Linked DNA regions of Homo sapiens: region 1 is linked to region 2. A link is an interaction called in ENCODE POLR2A ChIA-PET data of the cell type or tissue named here. Cell type or tissue: OCI-LY7. All regions are shown on one strand.

Region 1 (2,500 bases), 310 kb after region 2:
TCTTGGCTCTTGCTTAAAGCCATTCCAGATTTCAAGAAATACCATTTAAGGCAATAAGGGACCTATTTATTTCTCTAATGAGGCAACTGGACTTCAGAAAATGTAAGTGACTTGACAAGTTGCATTCCCTTAGTCATTCAGCTGCCTTCCTGGAACACATAAGCAAACAATCCTCAATGTAATGTCAGAGATTGGTAAGTGCTTTGAGAAAACACTAGAGCAAGGTAAGAAAATGACAGAGCAGGGAGACTATTTTAAATAAGGCAGTAGAGAAAGCCCTGGTACAGCAGGTGGTAGTCACATGAAGTTATGGGGAGGGGGTTCCAGGAAGAGGGAAGAGCAAATAACAAGGACCTGGAGGTGGGAATTAGCTGAATGAACAAAACACAAAGCAATAAGAAATGGAATTAGAGAGGAAGACAGAGCCCAGATCATTTAAGCTTTGAAGGCCAAGCTCCGACTTTGGACTTTATTTGAAAGTGTCTGTAAAGCTTTTAAAGAGTCTTAAAACTCTTGGCCAGGCGCGGTGGCTCATGCCTGTAATCCCAGCACTTTGGGAGGCCAAGGCGGGCTGATCACAAGGTCAGGAGTTCGAGACCAGCCCGACCAACATGGTGAAACCCCATCTTTACTAAAAATACAAACATTAGCTGGGCATGGTGGCATGCACCTGTAATCCCAGCTACTCAGGAGGCTGAGGCAGGAGAATCGCTTGAACTCAGGAGGTGGAGGTTGCAGTGAGCCGAGATCACACCACTGCACTCCAGCCTGGGCGACAGAGCAAGACTCTGTCAAAAAAATAAAAATAAAAAAAATAAAACTCTTACATGTACAGATTCATATATTATTTAATTCTTTAGCTGAAGAGACTGCCAGGGGGCAAGAGTAGCAGCAGGGGGCCCACATGGCTGCTATTGCCTTTGCTTGCGGAGGCTGTGGGGAGGTCGGGAGAAGTGACCGCCAGGACGCATGCTGAAGGTAGAACCACGCGGCCTTGCTGATGGATCACATATAGAGGGTGAGAGGAAGAGAGGGTCCAGATCACATCCTGTGATTTGGGGCCAGCAATTGAGTCATTAGTGGGCATTTACTGAGATGAAGATGGAGAAGAGGCAGATGTGGCCAGGAGGAGAGCAGTTCAGAGCTGGGGGAGAATGAGGATTTCTGTCGTGAACATCTCAGGGTTGAGTGGCCTGTCAGACCTTCAAGCCCAGGTGTCAGCAGGCAGTAGAGGCCAAAGGTCACAGCTTGGCATATAAATGGAAGTGTCCGTAGTGAATAGTCTCACCACACCTATGAGATGGCAGAATCCACACCAGACCCCAGGGATCAGAAATTTTAGCAAAGAGTTTAAACACTCCTCTTGTTTGAAGAGAAGTGCCCTCGTTCTACCTGCTCCAAGAGGCCAGCCCAGGGTGCCACGACTCCAACACACCCCCGTCCCCAGCACTGTATAAACTGTCCCTGCCCCTTTGTTACATGGAGGGGGTTGCCTGTGGCTGTGCCTTGAACTGTTTCTCTTTTGTGTAAGTTTCCAGATGAATTCTATAATCTCTTTTGATTAGTTCACTTCTAAGCAACCTTTTTTTTTCAGTTCCCCTTTTGAGCTCAGTTTGTTCAGTATTTCACATAATCTCACAAAACGATGGTGATAGTGATAACCGGAGGAAAAAATCTCTCATCTTTTGAAGCTATTTGAAGGAGCATGAAAACATTTTTTTTTAATTTGGCCACTAATATTTAATAAAATACAACACCAATTGTCAAAGGTAAAAATACAACTCACGTATCTTTCTTACTCTGAAGGTGGTGTTTGGCCATGATGGGGAAAAGGGGCGCTTGGTTGTGGATGGACTGAGGGCCCGGGAGGGAAGTTTGCCTGGAAACTCCACCATCAGCATCAGAGCGCCAGTTTACCTGGGATCACCTCCATCAGGGAAACCAAAGGTAAATAGTTATGTTCAGAGCCATGGACAGAAACAATTCACCTTATATTATAGGCATAATTGTATGAGATATTCAAAATACTCACCATATGAGAATCTCAAAATACTTTAAATGATTTTTAAGGATCTAATTAATGTTCACAACCACATAGAGTAAGTGCCCATTTCTTAACCCAAAGCCTTCATTTCTAAGGTGCAGGTTGAGACGCAGGCCCTGAAAGGGTGAAGATAGAGCTTCTCTGCCACTTCCTAAACCTGAATCTATTGGCTTCTCCTCCAGGGAATGCAAAAACGTAGGTTTTAGGTTATAGACAGAGATTTTTTGGTTAACATAATGTGTTTCAAATTACAGTAATTTGTGCCATTTTCACCATCTTTGCCATAAGGTAAAACATTGGCTTAACTGTTTTCTCTCCATCAAACTATTTATTTTAAATGTGCTTCTATGGGATCTTTTTATCTCTCCCATAAATGGAAACCCAATATTCTTTACCATAAATAATAGATAACCCTGAGAAATAAACATTTGAAAACCAAACACTGTTAATATCAAA
Region 2 (2,500 bases):
AATTTAAAAATTATAATTAGGCTAGAAATGAGCTGACAATTACAAAAATCTTACGGCAGTTCAAATTCTGCTACTACAAAATATTATCATGTAAAATCATACTGTCAACATGAAATTAATCTTTCTACATTCTCAGCTTTCTTATCTATATGTCAAAAATGAAAATCAATTACTTCTTTTTTTTTTTTTTTTTTTTTGAGACAGAGTCTCACTCTGTCGCCCAGGCTGGAGTGCAGTAGCGTGATCTTGGCTCACTGCAACCTCTGCCTCCCGGGTTCAAGTGATTCTCCTACCTCAGCCTCCTGAGTAGCTGGGATTACAGGCATGTGCCATCACGCCTGGCTAATTTTTTTTTGTATTTTTAGTAGAGACAGGGTTTCACCATGTTGATCAGGCCGGTCTCGAACTCCTAACCTCGTGATCCCCCTGCCTCGGCCTCCCAAAGTGTTGGGATTACAGGCATGAACCACCGCGCCTAGCCAATTACTTCTTTAAAGGAAGAACCACTATATAGTTTCCCAACTATGTAAACTGTAGCTATGTATTATGTATTTCAGTGAGGATAGCTCATGAAAGTAAGCTGTCTGCCAAACCACCCTCTTTAGAAATGTCTCAGATCTAGTAGGATCAGATTAATACTTCCAACAATTCCTATCATAGTATCAGAATTAATCTTCAGTGGGAAAAAGAACATGGAAACAGGGAAAGTTAGAAAGCCACTGCTACTGTATCCCTCCTGGTTACAAAATTTAGTGTTCTACAGTAGAAAGGTATCAGTTCAGGAAAGGATAGAAGTAATTCCCCATAAAATTTTCCAATTGTGAGCCCAGAGTAAAAATGTAACGTTTTGAATAGAACCCTTAGAGCTACCCCTGAACCACTACAAGTAACCTTGAGGAAATCCACTTACTTAGGTTTGAGAATCTTGTAAAAAGGGAAACATAAATTCGTACCATAGATGAGGAGAAAAGCAATACCCATGGCTGCTGAAATTCTTCAACATAATACAAAATCAAGAAGGTTATCTCACTTTGGTCCTAAATTCAGTGGATGCTCCAAATCCAAAGAGAAATCTCACGACATCATTATGGCCTTGCTGGGCGGCAAAGAATAGGGCAGTTGTACCTGACTGGGAGAGAGGGAGAGGCTAGTTTTAAAAGACATTTGGTTATCTTACATTTGATTTGAACATCTGCAAAGAAAACAAAACAATATCCTTGCATAGAAAACTTCTAGCCTAGGAAGGGGCTAAATTTGAACAGATTCTTATTTTTTGGTCAGAGAAGTGACAAAAGGAAAGGAAAACTTTATTCTTAGTGAAATGGGATGAATGGTGGCTCCTCAAAAGATCTGTCCCCATCCTAAAACTTGTGAATATTACCTTCTATGGCAAAAGACGTGATTAAGTTAAGGATTTTGAGAAGAGCTTATCCTGGGTTATCTGGGTGGGCCCTAAATCTAATGACAAGTGTCCTTCTAAGAGTGAGGCAGAGGCACTACTCACAACAGCTAAAATGTGGAAGCACTGAAGTGTCCATCTATGGATGAGGAGACAAGCAAAATGTGATGTATCCATACAATGGACTATTATTTAGCTAAAAAGAAAGGAAATTCTGACATATGCTACAACATGGATGAGCCTTGATAACATTATGCTAAGTGAAATAAGCTAGTCATAAAAGGCCAACAACTATGTATGATTTTACTGTGATTTTTTTTTTTTTTTTTTTTGAGACAGAGTCTTGCTCTGTCACCGAGGCTGGATGGAGTGCAGTGGTGCCATCTCGGCTCACTGCAACCTCTGCCTCCCAGGTTCAAGTGATTCTCATGCCTCAGCCTCCCAAGTAGCTGGGATTACAGGCGTGCACCCCCACATCTGGCTATTTTTTGTATTTTTAGTAGAAACAGGGTTTCACTATGTTGACCAGGCTGGTCTCAAAGTCCTGGCCTCAAGTGAGCTGCCCACCTTGGCCTCCCAAAGTGCTGGGATTACAGGCATGAGCCACTGCACCCAGCCTGCTGTGATATCTAAAGTAGTCAGAGTTATAGAACCAGAAAGTATGATGCTGGTTGCCAGGGGCTGGGGGAAGGGGAGTATGGGAAGTTATTATTTAATGGATACAGAGTTGTGTAGTTTTACAAAATGAAAAGAGTTATAGATGGGTGATGATGTTGGTTGTACCACATTATGAATGCATTTAATAAGACTGAACTGTACACTTAAAAATGGCTAAGAGGGTAAAGTCTACATTATGTGTATTTTACCACAATAAAAAACAATAAATTTTTTTTTGAAGTGAGGCAGAGGGATATTTGACCCAGAGAGAGGCCAATGTGACCACATAGGCAGAGACTGGAGAGCTGTGGCATTGAGGAGAGAGTGCTGACAGCCACCAGGGGCTGGAAGAGGCAAGGAAGGGAATTCCCCCAGGAGCCTCCAGTGGCAGTGCGGCACAGCCCACACCTTGATTTTGGACTTCTGGCCTCCAGATCTGAGAGA

What was found. ChIA-PET counts read pairs that join two places held together with the same protein. Peaks named below come from ENCODE experiments on the same cell type or tissue, not always from the same donor. Only the 100,000 strongest peaks of a DNase experiment are listed, where the experiment ranks them.
Region 1: POLR2A ChIA-PET joins it to region 2 with 12 read pairs; 2 of 35 experiments call an interaction of 5 or more read pairs at or near these places.

Annotation. Positions count from the first base shown.
Region 1 is chr18:23,944,338-23,946,837 of GRCh38, forward strand. LAMA3 (laminin subunit alpha 3) reads left to right here. Exons shown (of 75, transcript NM_198129.4): 70 at 1,807-1,947. Among named protein-coding and RNA genes, the nearest start is that of LINC02958, 37 kb to the right of the region's middle. In OCI-LY7, no CTCF peak of the experiment used is centred here; a DNase peak (open chromatin) is centred at 1,554; H3K4me3 peaks cover 715 bases; H3K27ac peaks cover 704 bases.
Region 2 is chr18:23,637,819-23,640,318 of GRCh38, forward strand. It overlaps ANKRD29 (ankyrin repeat domain 29), which reads right to left. Exons shown (of 10, transcript NM_173505.4): 4 at 1,031-1,129. Among named protein-coding and RNA genes, the nearest start is that of ANKRD29, 24 kb to the right of the region's middle. In OCI-LY7, no CTCF peak of the experiment used is centred here; no DNase peak of the experiment used is centred here.